Linked DNA regions of Homo sapiens: all the other regions are linked to region 4. A link is a contact called in ENCODE Hi-C or POLR2A ChIA-PET data. All regions are on one chromosome and are shown on one strand. Each heading gives the region's core, a stretch centred on a gene start or an enhancer-like site at or near the end of the contact. The rest is flanking DNA. Distances are from core to core; before and after follow the strand shown.

Region 1 (2,700 bases), core at 101-2,600, 780 kb after region 4:
GGTCCAAGAGTCCTAGAACTCAGGGGAGAGGAGTTGGGAAAATAGGTTTGGTAAGAAGACAGATAATATTTGAAGCTATAGAGAAGTGAGTGTAAATGGAAAAGAATTGAGAACTTTATACTCTTGGCAACTCTATAATTTCGAGCTCCATTTTCAACCCCACCCTGCCACAGATTAGAGGCAACACATTAGAAATGGAAGAGGCTAGCGGAGACTTAGACTAGCTTGATTTAGCAGGAAACCCAGTTAAGTTTGAATTTCACATAAATAGTGAATAATTTTTAACTAAGTATGCTTTGGACATACTCATTTTGTCTCGCAATCCTAAACGGAGACCAACACCAGGGAAAGACGGCAATGTTTGATGATCATGATGTGTGCCTTGAGACACAGCAGATGAAACAATGCTTGACACCTTCTTTGAGAAGATGGGCAAATGTGCAGCATGTTTGAAAATGTATTTCCAAAATGAGATGTGTGACAAAGAGTTAAACATCCCTACAACAACCACAACCACAACCACCCCTGAAGAGGAAGCCTCAACCTCCCAATCCTCTATGCTAGCTACAAAACTATAGCTGAATTTTCTGGGCAACTCCATAGGCCTAAGGGACAAGAAAGCACCTTAGCAGATAGAAGATGTGAGAGCCCATTATTATAACTGGACAAGAAACTCAAAAGCTACAGTAGCTTTTATTGTTATGGCACAAGACACTTTAGAAACAGTTGATTTAACAGTTACTTTATGTTTTGTAGGTGAAGAAACTAAGACCTTGTGATGAGGTGTGCAAACAGTGGAGCCAGATAAAACCCGGGTCTTTTGACTCCTAAGCATAAACTACTCCAGGATTCACCAAGTGTGGGACACAAAATGAGAACACATAGAATATCATGGCCCTTGAGTTAAGCTGTCCTGAAGAACCCTGCTAGGCCATGCATGCTGAGTCATGCAGAGGGGGCCCCCAGGTGGCTCAGGGCAGTGTTCATTGCCTAACCGGCACTGAAGTCCTGTACTTCAATATTTTATCATCCAGTCAGACATGCTGGTGCTTACGAGCTGAATACTGACCTTGTTCCCAACCTATCTTCTATCATGCCTTCTTTTTGTAGGGTCTTGTCTCCTCTTGTCACAAAAACATAGAAATTTCTTTCCAGCACAAACTACCTAAAAGGGAAGGATAAACCAGATTGTCTGCTCTCTTAAGCATTTGTAGACAGACAACTTTTAAATAGAAGTGCATGCATGAGGTTCTAAAAGCTGTACAGGAACAGCAAGTCCCAGCCAGAGATCCTTCTAGAAAGAGAAACTCAAACTCCTGCTGTGACTATCGAAAATGAGAGTGTGGGAGATTTGGCTGTTGAGAGAAAAGCTGGTATCTTTGCTTCAGGTGAAATCGCAAGATTATGAAGTAAACTTAAAATAATCATAGAGTTGCATCCTCTAGCCTGGCTGGTGAAGTATGTTGAGTGTAGATTTAAGGAAGAAAGCTATGGAGCACACTTTGAGTGGCAAGTGTCTAATGAGTGTAATGACTGCCTAGAATATTTCATTTGTATTATCCTTGAATACCTAATCTATGGACTACACATATCATTTGACCCTAATACAAGCCTGATTTTAAAAAAACATAACACATATTATGTCTAGACTACAATCAAGCTTAAAAGTTTTACAAATTCCCTGGTTTTACTGCCTGTAAGTATGTATTTCTAAAATCTCACTTTAGGGAAAGGAAACTGGCGGAGGTGGAGTGGGGAGTGAAGACAGGAGAGTGTCTTTCTCTGCTGTATAGGAAATGGTTTGGTTTAATCTGAAACCACAATCACCATTTTATTCCATGAATCCCCAGTGCTCCTAGAACACTAGATCTTTTTCTTTCCAGTGCCCCTTCCCTACTGCAGTGGAAACTCCACCTGATATTCTTACCACCACTCTTTGTTCTTCTGCTTACTTCTGCCCACCCCTATCGTGCCCAGTTTGCATCGTTTTGTTTTCTTGCTGGAAATAATGAACTTCCCATTTCCATGCTACAGGTTGATTCTCTTTCATTTCTCAGTAGCCTTCACTTCTGTGTGTCATGGTTGGTTGCTTTCCCCCTACCTCAGGGTGCCTCTCTACCCATTAGGGACTAGAGTTCAAGTTTAACACTTTGCCCTCACAGCTGTGTTTTGCTGCACTCGATGACATAATATTATACCACTGACCTAAGAGTGGAATGACTTTAGTGTGTATATCAGTCACCTATTGCTGCATAACAAATAATCCTAAAATATAACAACTTCAAACAACAATATTTATTACCTCACAGTTTCTATGGGACAGGAATCTGGGAGTGGCTTAGCTGGGTCCTCTGGCTCAGGTCTCTTAAGGTCTGTACGGAATCAAGGCTGGAATCAAGGTGTTGAGCAGGGGCTATAATCATCTCAAGGCTAAGCTGGGGGAGAAGACACTTCCAAGTTCATGCAAGTGGTTGTGGGCAGGATTCGCTTCCTCAAAGCCTGTTGGACTGAGGGCTCCATTCCTAGCTAGCTATTGGCCAGAAGACACCCTCTGTTTCTTGCTGCATGAGCCTTTCTGTAGAGCAGTTCCCAATATGATGGCCTGCTTCACCAGAGAGAACAAATGAGAAGAGTCAGAGAGAAAGCACAGCTGAAATAACATTCTTTAGAACTTAATCTTGAAAGTAATATCCCATGACT
Region 2 (2,700 bases), core at 115-2,614, 640 kb before region 4:
AGATATGGAAGAAAGAAAAAAAAGGAAAAATAATGAATATTTTTGAAGCTAGACCAACTTGGATTTGAATCCTAGGTGAATGACCAATGAATTTGGAAAAATTACTTAACCTTTTTGAATCTTGATTTCTTCATATCAAAGTAGGGGCCCACACATTCCAGTTTCATGGGGTCATTGAAGGATTGAATAAGATACTTTATATAAAACTTAACACTCATTTGGCAGATTGTAGATTCTCAGACACATTGGCTTGTAAGGGATGAGCCCCTGAAGACACTGCATAATTCAAAACTTGCATAATTCAAGGCAGTTTTCCCCACAGGAATAATGTAAAGTAAAATATCTTGTATTTGATGTTTTGTGCATGGACTAAGACTTTGTTAGTATTTTTATATTGCTTTGCTTTAAATTCACATAATCTAAGTTCACATAAATGGAACTTCATTGCAGTGAGCACTCCTGTATATCATGGGGACTGATATATGCTGTTACAAAAAGAAAACAGAACAAAATCACCACCACCACTATCATCAACAAAAAGCTTACACCACCACCATTCTATGAGTTATCTCCATTATAAGGATAAGGAAGCTGAGTTCACTCATTAACTTTACCAAGATCACACAGCAAAAGAATAGTTGAGCTGCGATTTGCATTAAATCTGGCTTGACTCCAAATTCTGTGCTTTTCTGCCTCACTGACCCCTGTGGGAACCTCCCTCTCTGGCGATGAGTCAGAAGAATTACTCACAGACTGTGCTTACACCAGATGACAACATCTGATGTGGAAAAGAGGTGAGAAGGTACATGCAGTGGGACTGGCAAGCAAGAAACAACAGTAGCACTGTCACACCTGCAGCCATGGACATACTGTGAAGATAAGTGTTCATAGATGGCAGATAACCGCAATCTTCATTTGTTTTCTCAGTCAGCAATTAGTGCCTCGACTACTTGTATACTATTTGTGCATTTACTCCCTACCCTAACCCAGGTTCAAAATTCATACTTACAAGCAAGGAAATAAAAGAGGGAAGTTTAATAACTGTTATTTGGAAAGGCCTTGGAATGGTGGGTAAGGTTTATAGTGATGGGTAGAGGAATATGGAAGAGCTGACAGGTCTCCACTCCCTGGACTGAGCTTGTTGGTTTATGATTTCCAAGTTGCCTATGCCTCCTATAGTGGGATGAGGAGCCAAATCAGGAAGGAAGCAGTGGCCAAACCTTTCACCCCTGACCATTTCTCAAACTCAGAACCTTACCAGAGTGAGTGGGTGTACCTGTGTTAAGTGACTATGTGCAGATGCGTCATCATCTCATAACAATTATGGATGATGTACTCCTGAGATGAACAGTGGGTAAGATATGTAGGGAATGGGTGATTCTGGAGTACAAAATAGAGGCAGTCTTAGAAGCCCAGTTCAAGTTGCAGTGATGGAGAAATCATTTCCTCAGAATACCTAGAATCTTGTGATAACTCCAGGATACAAAGAGGCCCCTTCTGGTGCTGAACTTCTCCACCAATGCACCTGAACCCTCTGAGCACTGTGATGCTACATCCTGGGGATGAGAACAGGGATTCCTTTAGTGGAGGGCCATAGAGTATTTAATATATGAGAGTATAGTGTGAAATATGAATTTCAATTGAATGGTAGAGTCAGTGGTAGCCGAGAAGCTTTCCGACCCAGACTCTGGCTTGTGGACTGATTTAGTGTCAGCTCTGTACTTTAATGTGAGCTCACAGTGGAGGCTGCAGATCATCAAGGATGTCTCGATAGGAGCCAACTTGCCAGACACCTTCCCTTCTTGGCATGGCACTCTGGGCGCTCAAGCCTAGTGTGTTCTAACCTAAAGCTCTTGAAGTTAATCAGCTACCTACTGTTTCATACTATTCAAAGTGAAACTGAAATGGAAAAATTCCAGGCATCCACCACGCTCCAGGTTCCATGTGGGGAGGAGAAAACAAGAAAAGGAGCTACAGGTCAGTCAAAGGTTTGTAATTAATGTGGTTCAAAAGCTTCTGGCTGGGCTGTTGATCTCACTTTTTGTTAGTTATAAATTACCAAAGATTATGTCTCTACTGTATCCACTTCCTATAGTTGAGCAGCATTTTGATACAAGTCAGCTCCATTCCTTTCTCTTTAACAAAAAAACCAGAAGCACAAATCACCCATTAATAGTTAAATACCTATTTGCAATAGATACTAGCCTACAGGAGTCTGTAATGATTAAAAAGAAATCCTACTGCCTCTTGAGTAAAATGACATAAGTAGATGTGTAAGCTCTTTGAAGAAATAAAAGGCCATGCCATCAGATAGCATTATTATTTTTCAATATGGAAGTGTACAGAATGCTTAAAAGATAAAGTGTAAGTGTGAAAATATTTTGGTTGGGCTCATTGAGTGCCTCAGTTTCTAACATATCAGTTGCATACATCTGCTTCAGAAAGTTTAGATCAATCTCAGCCCCTTGGCGGAAATCAATCCAGTATGACTATCTAAAGTAAGAGAAAGCAGCAAGGCTGTGTTAGAGAGAGCCATGAGAAGATGCCAAAAATGTGGACCTCAGCTTTGCCACTGGCTCACATTGCAAATTTGGGCACATTATCTCACGATTTGGGGTCTCACACTCCCACTTGGGATATAAAAGGATCGGGCTGATAATTTTCAAGGGTTCTGCTATTCTAAGATTCTGTGACTCAAGG
Region 3 (2,700 bases), core at 128-2,627, 940 kb after region 4:
GTTATTAAATATTGCTTTTGAAAATTAAATATTGTTTTATAAAAAATACTGTTTTATGAAAAATTTATTGAACTTTTCATAATGAAAAATTCACTTACGAAAATAATATTTCACCTAAGCTTGCTGATCCTTTTTTGTGTGTTTTGTGACGGGGTCTTGCTCTGTTGCCCAGGCTGGAGTACAGTGGTGCGATCACAGCTCACTACAGCCTTGACCTCCCAGGTTCAAGCAATCCTCCCACCTCAGCCTCCCAAGTAGCTGGGACCACAAGCACATACCACCATGCCTGAATTTATTTTTTATTTTTTATGGAAACAGTGGCATCTAGCTATGTTGCCCCGGCTGTCTTGAACTCCTGGGCTCAAGTGATCCTCCTGCCTTGGTCTCTCAAAATGTTGGGATTACAAATGTGAGCTACCACGCCCAACCTGATCCCTAATTAATTAATTAATAACATGAAATGGGGGCACAGCAACATGCTAATAGTCTAATCCACATGATGGAAGTGAGAATGTCAGTTCTAAGTTCCTCCTGTATTTTTTCCACTCTTCTGCTTATAAGAAGGTCATCATGATTACATATAACATATGCCATACAAAAAGCCACTACTGTTACTTTCAGGTATGATGAATAAAAAGATTGCCCAGGCAAGTTGAGCAGGAGATGGCTGCTCTTGCAGTCTAATTAAGGGACAATGTGCCACCACCATTCTCTTAACCCACTGAGAGAACACAGGAAACGCCAGCTGCCGGAGCAGAGTTGGAGAAGAGATGGGGTGGCAGCGGCTGGGGTCTAGCTGAGACGTCCTTCTGTTTTCTTGGGTTAACAAAGGGGAAGAGACAAACCTTTAGCAAATGCATCCAGCTCAGAGCACATTTAAGCAAACTCTGCGGAGTGTGAGGAGGGTGTCTGGTGGCCCCAGAGAGTGGCTATGTTGGAACCCATGGCTGTGGCCATCGTACTCTTCTATCTTCAGGAAACTGCTCACCTTGTGATCAGAACTTTGACATTATTGGCCACTGGGTGACCAGATGCTGTCCTTAATGGCACTGGATATGTGTCTATTGTCATTTACAAGAAAAGAAGCTTCAGCCGTTCCTTAGGCGATACACAGAGTTAACTTGTAAGGTATGATGTGAGATTCACATGAGATCATGTTGTCCTCCATGCTCTCTAATTATTCTTTGGTTGGTATTGGTCTCAGCAGGAGAGATTGCAAGTCTTCTGGTCTCACAAACTACCCCTCCCACGCCAATCCCATCTGCTCCATCATGGGGCATCATCTTGCCGTTGGTCAGCCATGTTCCCCTATCTCATACTGATGCTTCCTTGGAAGTCCCCGTGCTAAACCACATTACTTTACCCTGGAGATGCCCCAACTCCTCCCCAAGGCCTAGGTGAAGTGACTCAACCATATGTACACAGTATCCTCAGATGTACACAGTATCCTCTCCATGGTAGTGAATCTGTATACTAATTTATACATAATCGATTTATGGGTGTAAAGACTTCACAAATAACTAAACATACAAAATGTGAATTCTCCTTCCTTCTCCTAGCTTAAGATTAGCTCAAAGACAATGAAAGCTGTACTGTGCTGTGCAATCTTCTCACGACCCACACGAAACAGGAAGCTCCTGGGGGTTTCTCACAAGCATGTGATAGATAGTTGTGGTTTCAGTGCAACAGTCAGGTAGATTTTGCAGCCGGAAACATTCACACAAAACATCCTTTATGGCTTCTGTCCAACTCCAGTGTTAGTCAGATGCAGTCCCTTTTACACTTTGACAAAAACCATTTGATTTCTCACACTGTATTTATTTTTTCTTATTGCAATGTCTTGTCTGAAGATACCAGACAAAGGATGACAAACTGGAGCCAGCTGAAGTGCAGGGCCCTTTCTCAGCTGCTCTTAAGAATCCCTCTCAGCACTTTGGGAGGCTGAGGCGGGTGGATCACCTGAGGTCGGGAGTTCGAGACCAGCCTAACCAACATGGAGAAACCCCATCTCTACTAAAAATACAAAATTAGCTGGGCGTGGTGGTGCACACCTGTAATCCCAGCTACTCAGGAGGCTGAGACAGGAGAATCTCTTGAACCCAGGAGGCGAAGGCTGTGGTGAGCCGAGATTGTGCCATTGCACTCCAGCCTGGGCAACAAGAGCAAAACTCCATCTCAAAAAGAAAAAGAATCCCGCAGATTGAGCCATTTTCCCCTGAGCAATAATCCCTCAAGCTTCTAAAGACACCACTTAGAGAAGGAAGAGCCTCGCCCCACTAATGCAGCTGAGTGATGCCCTTTGGGAAATTAGGCTAAGAGGGAATACCTTTTAGCTGCCTTCTGTTATTAATCTGGTCTCAATACCAATCAATGTTATTTATCACTACTGAACAAGCATTAATGCAGAGTCTGAAAGGGGCCTTAAATCTCGTGTAGTATGCTCAGAATCCTAGGAATCACACTTTTAGATCCCAATGGTATTGGGTCAAGGTTTTCCCTTCCATGGCAGATGAAGTTCACAATTTAGGATGCATGCTCACAAGCTTTGCAAGGAGATTACACTTCCGTTATGAAGAAAAAAGCAAACAAAAAAGAAAACCTCTTGCACCATTAATTTCAACTGCAATCAAATTGCAAGATTTTAAGATGATATATCTTGCACAAAGGTATTGTAGATAGAAGAGAAGCCTTTGTAAATAT
Region 4 (2,700 bases), core at 130-2,629:
CACAACATACAATTCTATTTATCTGCTTATTGTCTATGTTCTACACAAAAGATTTAATTTTATGAGCCCCAAAACTGTATTGTTTACTACTGTGTATCCGGTAAATAGAATACCACGGTACAATAGAAATGCAATGCATGCCACATATATAATTTTAAATGTTCTAGTAGCCACACTAATAAAGTAAAAAGATAAAGATCAAATTTTAGTCTTTAACCTCAATAGTCCTTCTCTAAGATGTTATCACTATAAAGAAATTGAGGTATTTTACATTCTTTTTCTCATTCTTCTTCAAAATCTAGAGTGTAATTTACCCTTACAGTGTATCTCAGTTCAGACTACTACAATTCAGGTTCTCAGGGCCACATGTAGTGGTTACAATGGACAGCGCTAACATAGAATACTTGGCACATAGCCGGCATCCAGTAAATATTTGTTAAAGTTAATATTCTTCTATACCATTTTAATTCTTCTGTAGTCCAGGAATAATACAGTAATGTCACGTCATTAATACCACCCAATTGACTTAGCCATTTCCTTGTTGGGCATTTAGGTCTTTTCCAATTTTCACTTTTTAAAATAATTCTGTAATAAACATCTATCTGGTTCGTACCTGTTTTTCCTTGGAATAAATTCCCAGAAAGTATTAAATATGGTAATTGCCCCAGAAATGATATGTCACGTAAGACTTCTAATTGTTTATGCTTGGTTCTTGTTAATGACTCTTGTAATGTTAACAGGGCAGGTATTGCTGTGATGGTTATAATTACAAACATATTAGTACTAATGTTTTGTCTGCTGCAATGCATCAGGCACTCTGCATTAGGTTATGCATATCTTATAGATGAGACACACGAGGCTTGGGGAAGTTACAAACTTAGCACTGGACTCGCACTCAAACTGAGATCTGGGTTAATCTATTTTCAAAGACTGGGTGTTTTACGCTGGGACAAATTAAGAAACTAAAACTGTTTTAGTTAAGAAAGAAAACAGAAAGGAAGAAAGAAAAGGCTAAGTAAAGACAAGGGAAGGAAAACGAAGAAAGCTGAGGAAAGGACAAAAAGTTAAAGGCTGGAAACCCGGGCGGTGCAGAAGCGACCCTTATCTCGCCGGTGCAGAAGCACCGTCCGACCCCCGGCGCGGGTGCCCGCCACAGTCCCAGTGCCCCGCCCGGTGCAGCTCCCTCTCCGCCGGCCCCGCCACCCGCAGCCATCCCACGCCTGCCGCCCCGGCGCTCCACTCGGGGTAGCCGATTAGCAGGCAGCTTCCGGCCTCCAGCACTGCACCGCCTGCGGTGCGAACGTGACGTCCGCGACACAGGGGGGGACTTCCGGCGCGCCGCGCCACGCCACGTGTTCCGCACCGGAAGCGCGCTTCCAGTCGCCCCGGCAACAGCCGCCTCCCTCGCGTCCCCCACTCCCCCTCTGTCTCTCCAAGGAAAACTAGGCCCCTGCGCGGCCAACGCCCAGGATCCGCAAGCTGCGCGCCCACGAGGTGACTTCGGGGACGGCTGGGTTTCCTTTGGGGAGTGAGGGAGGAGCTTAGACGCCCCGGGCCCTGGCTTCTTCTGATGCGCAGAGAGCCGAGGTCTTGGACGTCACGTTGCTCTCATAATTATCTTAATCCCGCGACAAAAGGTGGGGCCGGAGGCCCATGAGATTCCTAAATCATTGCAGGTTAATTGTGAGAGGGGACCAGTCCCAGAGGCTCTCAGCTCTGCAGTGCTTCCGAATCACTGGACGACTCTTTAAGAATTCTGATCCCCGGGCCCCCATCCCGGACCAATGAAATCAGAATCTCTAATAGTGGGGCCCTGGCATCGGTAGTTTTTAAAGCTGCCCAGGTGATTCTGGGGTGCCGAGAACCACCGTGTTAAGGTCTGTAGGTGAATTCGGATTTTGCCCATCCAGTCCAGTATCTGAATAGAAGATCGCCCAGGACAGCCACATACTTGAAGGATGTCTAGGATATTGCCCTCTCTGCTCAAAAATTCGGGTTTCTTTCTTTTCTCTTGCACTTTAACCTCTGCAGGAGGTCAGCTTTTGGTGGGAGTTATCTTGAGACATCTGGCGCCTACAGTTTATGGGCCTTGTGTCTCTGCCCACTTATCAGTAATGAGCTGTAATTGAACCAGTGGCCAACGAAGTGCATTTTAGCTCTGAAATCTTGATGTTCCCTTAGTACAGATCAGATGGTTCTGAACAATTTTATTTTTTTCAGGAATGATGTTTTTAAACTCGTTTGACAGGCTAGGCTGTGTATTCAGCTGTTCTTCATCTCAAATCAGAACAATATTACTTAAAAAATCTAGACTAAAGATTAGTAACGCAACACTTCTAGGATTATTTATGCTCACAGCCCCCATGAATTGTAGGATGAGAGCTACCCTTTAAAAATACTATTTTTGCTAGCATAATTTATCGGAATAACAGTCTCTTTGTAATTTCAATGTGAACAGAAACCATATATTTTTAAAGACTGCTGGTTAGTAACTTGGAATAAGCATAACTGAAAGCAAGTTCACAGGTGTATAAATCCCCTCTGTGTGTTCATTGCTGTGCTGGGGAAGTATACAAACTAAAGTTCCAGAGAGAAATGTTCATTCTGAAACTGTTCTATAGATGGTGATTAATCATTTTGGGTTTTTTTTTAAAGGATAGGGTGAGATGAGAATGACGGGGGAAAGTTTTGAACAGTTAA

Evidence for each region. Hi-C counts contacts between places; a loop is a spot of excess contacts on that map. ChIA-PET counts read pairs that join two places held with the same protein, here RNA polymerase II (POLR2A). Pooled maps may share reads with other maps.
Region 1: a loop to region 4 is called in a map of naive thymus-derived CD4-positive, alpha-beta T cell, with 5 times the contacts of the local background. The contact joins the enhancer-like site here to the promoter of GEMIN8 in region 4. A Hi-C loop is called at or near these places in 1 of 168 maps with a recorded cell type or tissue (naive thymus-derived CD4-positive, alpha-beta T cell), 11 of 37 single-sample maps with no recorded cell type and 8 of 50 pooled maps.
Region 2: a loop to region 4 is called in a map with no recorded cell type, with 29 times the contacts of the local background. The contact joins the enhancer-like site here to the promoter of GEMIN8 in region 4. A Hi-C loop is called at or near these places in 5 of 37 single-sample maps with no recorded cell type and 4 of 50 pooled maps.
Region 3: a map of CD8-positive, alpha-beta T cell shows a loop between it and region 4 (8-fold over the local background). The contact joins the enhancer-like site here to the promoter of GEMIN8 in region 4. A Hi-C loop is called at or near these places in 4 of 168 maps with a recorded cell type or tissue (CD4-positive, alpha-beta memory T cell, CD8-positive, alpha-beta T cell and naive thymus-derived CD4-positive, alpha-beta T cell), 16 of 37 single-sample maps with no recorded cell type and 16 of 50 pooled maps. POLR2A ChIA-PET finds 5 or more read pairs at or near these places in 3 of 52 experiments (T-cell, activated CD4-positive, alpha-beta T cell and naive thymus-derived CD4-positive, alpha-beta T cell).

What each region holds. Positions count from the first base shown.
Region 1 is chrX:13,252,886-13,255,585 of GRCh38, reverse strand. No RefSeq gene overlaps it. Among named protein-coding and RNA genes, the nearest start is that of LINC02154, 49 kb to the left of the region's middle. RefSeq lists an enhancer at 1,154-1,273. Within about 2 kb of position 1,350, at least 3 of the 41 ENCODE cell types and tissues checked have a DNase peak (open chromatin) inside an H3K27ac peak, as active enhancers do.
Region 2 is chrX:14,672,020-14,674,719 of GRCh38, reverse strand. The region is part of intron 7 of GLRA2 (glycine receptor alpha 2); the gene reads right to left. Among named protein-coding and RNA genes, the nearest start is that of GLRA2, 140 kb to the right of the region's middle. RefSeq lists enhancers at 599-893, 337-1,536. Within about 2 kb of position 1,364, at least 2 of the 41 ENCODE cell types and tissues checked have a DNase peak (open chromatin) inside an H3K27ac peak, as active enhancers do.
Region 3 is chrX:13,086,413-13,089,112 of GRCh38, reverse strand. The region is part of intron 3 of LOC105373133 (a long non-coding RNA gene); the gene reads right to left. Among named protein-coding and RNA genes, the nearest start is that of FAM9C, 43 kb to the right of the region's middle. RefSeq lists enhancers at 1,309-1,468, 1,539-1,758. Within about 2 kb of position 1,377, at least 12 of the 41 ENCODE cell types and tissues checked have a DNase peak (open chromatin) inside an H3K27ac peak, as active enhancers do; they include CD8-positive, alpha-beta T cell, where a contact is called at or near this core.
Region 4 is chrX:14,028,571-14,031,270 of GRCh38, reverse strand. GEMIN8 (gem nuclear organelle associated protein 8) reads left to right here and starts at 1,379. Exons shown (of 5, transcript NM_001042479.2): 1 at 1,379-1,494. RefSeq lists silencers at 1,039-1,178, 1,213-1,412 and enhancers at 789-1,289, 1,290-1,790.